Regions from separate parts of the Mus musculus genome. Here region 2 is linked to region 1. A link is a contact called in ENCODE Hi-C or POLR2A ChIA-PET data. All regions are on one chromosome and are shown on one strand. The core of a region is the stretch at or near the end of the contact, and the rest is flanking DNA. Distances in the headings are between cores, read along the strand shown. Region 1 holds the start of Atf5 (activating transcription factor 5). Region 2 holds the start of Nr1h2 (nuclear receptor subfamily 1, group H, member 2).

What was found. Hi-C counts contacts between places; a loop is a spot of excess contacts on that map. ChIA-PET counts read pairs that join two places held with the same protein, here RNA polymerase II (POLR2A).
Region 2: a loop to region 1 is called in a map of T-helper 2 cell, with 2.2 times the contacts of the local background. The contact joins the promoter of Nr1h2 here to the promoter of Atf5 in region 1. A Hi-C loop is called at or near these places in 1 of 37 maps with a recorded cell type or tissue (T-helper 2 cell). POLR2A ChIA-PET finds 5 or more read pairs at or near these places in 2 of 5 experiments (Patski and embryonic stem cell).

Annotation. Positions count from the first base shown.
Region 1 is chr7:44,812,838-44,817,034 of GRCm38, reverse strand. Atf5 (activating transcription factor 5) reads left to right here and starts at 1,377. Exons shown (of 3, transcript NM_030693.2): 1 at 1,377-1,553; 2 at 1,753-2,046; 3 at 3,515-4,197. The coding sequence starts at 1,869. The coding sequence ends at 4,188. It overlaps Nup62 (nucleoporin 62), which reads right to left and starts at 947. Exons shown (of 2, transcript NM_053074.2): 1 at 552-947. It overlaps Il4i1b (interleukin 4 induced 1B), which reads right to left and starts at 665. Exons shown (of 9, transcript NM_001171024.1): 1 at 552-665.
Region 2 is chr7:44,551,556-44,555,410 of GRCm38, reverse strand. It overlaps Nr1h2 (nuclear receptor subfamily 1, group H, member 2), which reads left to right and starts at 1,446. Exons shown (of 10, transcript NM_001285517.1): 1 at 1,446-1,602; 2 at 1,703-1,832; 3 at 2,657-2,714; 4 at 2,791-2,904; 5 at 3,166-3,456; 6 at 3,552-3,811. The coding sequence starts at 2,675.

The DNA.
Region 1 (4,197 bases), core at 128-2,627:
AGAGTCTCGTGGTTAGGACTTCGTGGCCTACTTTCCATAGCTGATATATCTGTGCGCGTATACAGCGCTCTACAAGTACTTGGGAAGCGTTATCTCGCGGTTGCTGCCTGGAACTCCTCTATGAAGCCTAAGCTAGCTTGCGCCATTCGGCGATGGGCTTAACCCACGAGGTCTCGGGTGGCAAATTCGTGAAGCAGGGAGAGAGAACGAGACGAGCTGGTTTCGGGTGTGAAAGACACATCGGATCTGACCGATTCAGGAGACCGAGCCCGGGCCCCCAGCCTGAAGCAGAGAGTGGAGGGTCAGGGCGACATGGCGGGCCCGGGGTCGCCACCGCCCCGTCGGGGCCGCGCGAGGGCGGGGCGCGGAGGGATCCAGGCAAGCCCGCGCTGCGCCGCCCCCGGTATATTTGTCCCCAGGCCCCGGGGCCGCCTCATTTTCAACCCTCTCAGCACAGTCTCCCTTAACGCTCCCGCCACGCCGCCTCCGCCCGCGCAATGGCTCTGTAGCCGCGACCCCGTCGTGTCCCCCGCCCCCGTCTCCGCGCTCACCGCGCCTTCACTCTCCGCTCACACCGTCTCTTCAGCCGAGGCCGCCGCCGCCGTTGCCTCCTCGCCTTTTCGCCGCCATGGAGTGAGTAACCGCTCGCCCCTCCCTCGCCAACTGCCTTTCCCGCCCTTTCAGAGCTCGCGGGGCTTCACGGGTCAGCCTCGTGGTGGGGGCGGGGGAGACGAAGTGAGGAACCACGGTCGCGCAGGCGCAGAAGAGGGAAGCTGGCGGCCGGCGCATCCGCTGAGCAAGCGCACTAGGCTCGAGTTGCGAGGGGCGGGGAGGAGGAGGGCGTGCTTCCGGAGAATTTGGGGGCTTTTAAGGTCGGCTCGCGCGCCGTTGCGCCTGCGCGCTAATTCACAGACCCTCTGCCCCTTTTCCTCCAAGGAGACAACCCCACAACCTGTTGCGCATGCGCATTGTCTTATTCCCCCACCCCCCCACCCCTCCACCCCCGGCCTGAACTACGGCGGGCGGCCGGTCATTGGCTAAACACGCGCACTGGTCCCCCAGGAGGGTAGTGGCGTAACAATGGATCGGGTCCTGGGACTGAGCTTGCGCCTCGTCGCTAGTCGAGCCAGCAGCGAGGAAGGGTGGGGTTTTGCTTGAGGCTCCGACTCAGGCCCAACTTCCCTCCAATCAGACACCTGCTGGGGCGGGGACTGGCTTAAACTGACAGGAAAGGCTTTAGGAACACCTTTAAGAAAGAGTTAGCACTAGCACTACAGGGGCGGGGCCTCTAGGGACTTGCTAGTGGGGGACGGGAACTGACTGTGACAGACAGAAGGGTGGGCGGAGCTTCCCGTAGAATCTTTAGAAGTCACCAAAATTTTTAAGGGAAGAGCGGGATCTGTGTGTGTGACACTGATGAAGGGCCCAGGCATGCAGAATTATTCTGGGAACCCCTGTGGATTAAAGGGGGTATAGTCTAATGATGCGGAAGGGGCACGGCTAGAAGGAAATTCCCTTGGGATTGAAATTTTTATGAAGAGGAATAAGATGAGGTGGGTAGGAGGGACTAGAGGTAATTCCCCTGGGAAAACACTAGGTTTCTGTGTTGAGGGAGGAGATGGGGCAGGGGAGTTTCCAATAATGTCCCTGGGAATGTGTGGAGCGCTGAAATTTTCGGAAAGAAGGAAACTGTGTAGCCTGTGGGTCAAGCCGCTTTGACTCAATCCCACCCACGTCCCCTTGTCCTCACAGGTCCTCCACCTTCGCCTTGGTGCCTGTCTTCACCCAGCTGAACAATCTTCCACGCTGCCTCCCAATTGTTGGTGCAGCCTCCATTGCCGTCGCTGCCCTGTGCCTGTGTCACAGCCATGTCACTCCTGGCGACCCTGGGACTGGAGCTGGACAGGGCCCTGCTCCCAGCTAGCGGGCTGGGCTGGCTCGTAGACTATGGGAAACTCCCCCTGGCCCCTGCCCCCCTGGGCCCCTATGAGGTCCTTGGGGGTGCCCTGGAGGGCGGGCTTCCAGGGGGGGGAGAGCCCCTGGCAGGTAAGAACAGGTTAAGAAGAGAGGTGGGTTGAGCTGGGGGTGGGGGTGGACAGAAAAGGAAGAATTTATTCCTTCACAAGATCAGTACTGAGGGCCTGCAGTGTGCCCAACACTGTTCTAGGTCTGCAGGGTTCCGAGCAAGGGATCCCTAAGCTCATGGGTGCATCAGGAGACAGAAGTGGGAGACCAAAGCTTAGTGGACAGTGATGAAAGACATAGTTGAGAAGTCAGCCCCTCTAAGTAGATGACATCTGAACTGAGGGCTGAGGGATGGGGAGAAGGAGCCATGATAAGGTGGAAGGGGGCTCCATCTCAGAGATCCTGGGGCACAGTCTCTTTTGACTATGTAACAGATGGTTGTCCCAGACTGCGCCTGGTGGCACATGCCCTCAGCTCCCCCTGTTCAAGGGGCTTCTCAGCCTCTTGAGGTCAGGCCAGCCTAGGCAGCATAGCAAGAACGTAATTCTCAAACATCTCAGAAATGGAAAAGGAGAACAAATAAAGATGGAGCGAGTCATACACACACACACACACACACACACACACACACACACGTGCAGGAAAGGGAGGAGAGAGAGTGGTGAATAGTCCTAGCACTCTGGGAGAGTCAGATGTTTAAGGTTGTCCTCAGCCACGGACTACAAAGCAGGTCCAAGGCCAGCCTAGTCTACACAAGTCTCTATCACCAATAATAACTGAACAAGCAAGGAAAGGAGAGAAGACATAGGTATGGGGTGCAGTCAAGCAGCCACAGAGCAGGATTACAGACGTGGGAGCAGACCTTTGTTGGGTGGACCGTTAGTTGGGTGACTGCTTCACTGAGTGGTTGGCTGATTGATTTGAATCATTGATTGGCTTGTTCACTGATTGGTTGGTGAGTTGATTAGTTCATTGGCAGGTGGCCTGGTGAACTGATGGGTGATTGGCTGGTTGGCTGGGTCATTGGTTACATGGTGGTTTAGTTGATTGTTGGCTGGTGAACTCTGGTTCACTGGTTCACTGCTTACTTTCTGGGTTACTTGGTTGGCTACTGAACTATATGATTGGCTGATTGGTTGGTTGGTTGCCTCATTCATTGTTAGTGGGTCTGTTTGTTGATTGTAAACTATGGTTGGCTGATTGACTGACTGGCTTGTTCATAGATTAATGAATTTGTTGGTTGGTTGGCTGCTGAGTGGTATGATTGCCTGGTTGGCTGGTTAGCTAGTAAATCCTATGGCTGGCTGACTGGTTGATTGGTTGGTTGGTTGGTTAGTTCATTGGCTAGTAGCTTGAAGGGTAAACTAGCTAGCTGGTTGGTTGATTGCTTGATTGGTTTCTTCCCTGACTTATTGGTCTATTGATGGGCCTATAGATTTGATGGTTGGCTGGCTGGTCACTTGTCACATTTAATGAATGGGACATGAGTGAACACCGAAGTGGATAAAGCACAGTCCTCAGGGACTTTTATGTCCCCCTCCATCCTCAGGTGACGGCTTCTCTGATTGGATGACTGAGCGGGTGGACTTCACAGCTCTCCTTCCTCTGGAGGCCCCTCTGCCCCCAGGCACTCTCCCCCCACCCTCCCCGGCCCCCCCTGACCTGGAAGCCATGGCATCCCTACTCAAGAAGGAGCTGGAACAGATGGAAGACTTCTTCCTTGATGCCCCACTTCTCCCACCGCCCTCCCCACCACCACCTCCACCACCAGCAGCAGCACCCTCTCTGCCCCTGCCCTTGCCCTTGCCCACCTTTGACCTCCCTCAGCCTCCTACCCTGGATACCTTGGACCTGCTGGCTGTTTACTGCCGCAGTGAGGCCGGGCCGGGGGATTCAGGCTTGTCAACCCTGCCTGTCCCACAGCAGCCTCCTCCTCTGGCCCCTCTGCCTTCACCCGCCCGCCCAGCCCCTTATCCTAGTCCTGCCAGCACACGAGGGGACCGCAAGCAAAAGAAGAGAGACCAGAATAAGTCAGCTGCTCTCAGGTACCGCCAGAGGAAGCGGGCAGAGGGCGAGGCCCTGGAGGGCGAGTGCCAGGGGCTGGAGGCCCGGAACCGGGAGCTGAGGGAGAGGGCTGAGTCAGTGGAGCGGGAGATCCAGTACGTGAAGGACCTGCTAATTGAGGTGTATAAGGCCCGAAGCCAGAGGACCCGCAGCACCTAGGGTACAGGT
Region 2 (3,855 bases), core at 197-2,696, 260 kb after region 1:
TGCCTTGCAAAACAAACAAATCAACAAGAACAACAGTGGCCGGGCGGTGGTGGCGCACGCCTTTAATCCCAGCACTTGGGAGGCAGAGGCAGGCGGATTTCTGAGTCCGAGGCCAGCCTGGTCTACAAAGTGAGTTCCAGGACAGCCAGGACTATACAGAGAAACGCTGTCTCGAAAAAACCAAACCTAAACAAAACAAAACCAAAACAACAACAACAAAAAACAAAACAAAACAAAACCAAGAACAACAGCAACAAAAGTTAAGTAAAAGCAAGAATTTGTGCTTAATAAAGATTCCCAACTGTCCATAAGTGGGGAGTGCGGAGAAACAATCTCTGAATGTTTTCCATCTGAGATTCACACAAGTATTTCAATCTTTTGTGAAAAAGCTGGTATTATTACTTTTATGGGAGAGGGGTTGAGGCTACTTGTTTATTCACATTTAGCTGATGGCCAGGTCTCACTTCCTAGCTCAATTTGGCTTCCAACTAAAAGCAATCCTCTTGCCTTGCCTGGGTCTGTTTGCTTATTGCAGGCATGGGTCTGCACCCAATTTGCCTTTTTTATATTTACTTCTTCCTATTATGAAGCTGAATGCAAAAATAAATTCTTGTATAAAAAAGTTCCTGGGCTGGAGAGATGGCTCAGCAGTTAAGAGCACCAATTGCTTTTCTGAAGGTCCTGAGTTCAAATCCCAGCAACCACATTGTGGCTCACAACCATCCGTAATGAGATCTGATGCCCTCTTCTGGTGTGTCTAAAGACAGCTACAGTGTACTCACATATACATAAATAAATAAATCTTAAAAAAAAAAAAAAAAGTTCCCGAGGCGGGGACATCAAGAGAGTCCAAAGTGAACAAGATCCAGAATCAGGACATGTGAGGAGGAGGAGAAGGAGAAGGAGAGAGAGGCGAGCCAGGAGAGTAAAGGACCCAGTAACCAAATCGGCTGGATTATAAAGGGAAGGGCAGCCCAAGCCCTGAGCTGGAGAAGTTTAAGGTATGAAAAGCCTTTAAGCTTTTTAGGCTTAAAACCATCCTGTAACCATCTTGCCATCTCCAAATTTAAAATATTTAGAACCAACATACAGGGCTGGAAGAGGAGCTGCTACCGCAATAATGGGGAGGTAAAGGCAACAGGCTCAGAAGTTTAAGGCCACCCTTGAAATAAGAGATCCTGTCTCAAAATCAAGACAAAAATTTTTTTAAAAAGCAGCCATGCAGCACCGCTACAAAAGTAGAGAACTTTAAACTACTCAAAAAGGTTAAAACCTGCTTCGTTAGCCACCTGCGAAAAGAAACGAAAGAACTTTCCGGAACTTTTTTCTGAGTCCCAGAGGGGAACTACCAGAAGAAATAAACTTCCGGTGTGCCACTTCCGGCCGAGGCCTCACAGTCGGTGGCGCCCTGGCAGACCGGAAGTCTGTCACCTTTCCCGGTCCGCCTACTTCCGGAAGTGACGCGCAGCGGGGTTGCCGGAAGAAGTGGCGAAGTTACTTTTGCTTTTCGCTCAGCAAGCGCTGTTGCTTCGAGCTACTCCCAGGCTTCTGAAGTTACTTCCAAAGTGCTGTGGAGGCACAATCACCGGTGCGGACACAGAGGCAAGTGCGCCGGGCGGCCGGGCAGGTGGGACTGAGCCCGGTACGCGGATCGCCGTGGGTCCCGCTTAGCGCGCGCATCCTTCCCTCACTTTCCTCGCAGCTCTCGCCTCCCACGGCCGTTTCCAGGGCAACAGAGTCGGAGACCCCCTGCGACCCCCCTCCCGATCGCCGGTGCAGTCATGAGCCCCGCCTCCCCCTGGTGCACGGAGAGGGGCGGGGCCTGGAACAAGGTGGGCGTGACTCTACGGGGCGGGGCGTAGGGAAAGCCTATGGTTGGTGGGCGGGGGCGGGACACAGATGGGCAGAAGGCCTGCTGTAGATAGTCTGTGATTAAAGGCTTTTGATTCTTGGGGCGGGGCCTAGACCACTGTTGGGGGGGATTGGGAGGGGCAGAGGCATGGAGGGCGTGGCACAGTGAAGACCTATAATTGGCTTTGGGGGAATGAGAGGGGCGGAGCCTAGGAGGAACGGGGCGGAATTTGGGTTTCTGCTCCAGAGTGGGAAGGGGTGGGGCCAGGGACTTGATGGGATGGGTAGGGTCTGGGGTCTGTATTGGGGTGCGTTAAAGCCTTGAAGGAGCCTATGGTAGAAGGGTAATGGTTGCGCCCTGATGGGAGAGGCGGGGCAAAGTTAGGATCTCCCATGATAAGAGCACAGTTGGTGCTCACAGAAGAGGAATAGAGTTGTTGGGCTCTCTGAGGTCATGATTCGTAGAGAGGTGGAAGGAGCAGTGGGCCGGGTTGGGCATGTTAAAGTGTGTGATGTTTATTAGGAACTAGGGCTGGGAGTGGGGGCTCAATATAGAAGTTAAAAACACTGAGGTGTGGCACAGTCTTGTAATGGCAGCACTTGAGAGGCCGAGGCAGGAGTGCGGAAGATCCCAGGACAGCCTAGAGTAGTGTGTTCCAAGATTTTGGAGGTGGTTCAAGCTGTTCAGCCACATAGTTCGGGTAGCCTGAGCTGTATGAGATCATGTCTCAAGAGTCCGTGAGCACTGGAAGAAGAGACACCCCTATTATGCCCTGTAATTGGCTGGCTCCCCTATGTTCAGCAGGCTGCTTCGTGACCCACTATGTCTTCCCCCACAAGTTCTCTGGACACTCCCGTGCCTGGTGAGTGACGGGCTTTCCCTAGCCAGCCCCTTCCACAGTGTTGGAGAAGCTCACTGTCCTGTCTTCCTTTTCCTAGGGAATGGTTCTCCTCAGCCCAGTACCTCCGCCACGTCACCCACTATTAAGGAAGAGGGGCAGGAGACTGATCCTCCTCCAGGCTCTGAAGGGTCCAGCTCTGCCTACATCGTGGGTGAGATGGGGAGACAGGAACAGGGGTGTGGGGCTTTGTGAAGGAAGGGCGGGGAGATGGTGGCCCCTGTCTTTTGGTCCGCTTTCCCTTCCTTTTCTCCCTGACACCGCCGACTCGTCCTCCGGAGCCCGCCGACCTGCAGATCTTTCCCTTGGCGTTGCAGCCCCGTCCTCTCACCCTCGCTTCGGGACCTCCCATGGCCCGTTCCCCGGCTGCTGTTTCTCTTTGTCGCTATCTCTCATGGCATCTGCTCACCCCAAGTCATCTTAGAGCCAGAGGATGAGCCTGAGCGCAAGCGGAAGAAGGGGCCGGCCCCGAAGATGCTGGGCCATGAGCTGTGCCGCGTGTGCGGAGACAAGGCTTCGGGCTTCCACTACAACGTGCTCAGCTGTGAAGGCTGCAAAGGCTTCTTCCGGCGCAGTGTGGTCCACGGTGGGGCCGGGCGCTATGCCTGTCGGGGCAGCGGAACCTGCCAGATGGATGCCTTCATGCGGCGCAAGTGCCAGCTCTGCCGGCTGCGCAAGTGCAAGGAGGCTGGCATGCGGGAGCAGTGTAAGCAAGGGGTGGGGCTAGAGGGAGAGCGGGTCACCTGCAAGGGGAGGTGTAAGTGAGGCTGAGGCCCGCCTCTGAGGCCGGCTTTCCCGCAGGCGTGCTCTCTGAGGAGCAGATTCGGAAGAAAAGGATTCAGAAGCAGCAACAGCAGCAGCCACCACCCCCATCTGAGCCAGCAGCCAGCAGCTCAGGCCGGCCAGCGGCCTCCCCTGGCACTTCGGAAGCAAGCAGCCAGGGCTCCGGGGAAGGAGAGGGCATCCAGCTGACCGCGGCTCAGGAGCTGATGATCCAGCAGTTAGTTGCCGCGCAGCTGCAGTGCAACAAACGATCTTTCTCCGACCAGCCCAAAGTCACGGTATCGCCCTGCCCGGCCCTGTGGACAGAGCCCACCCAGGCTAG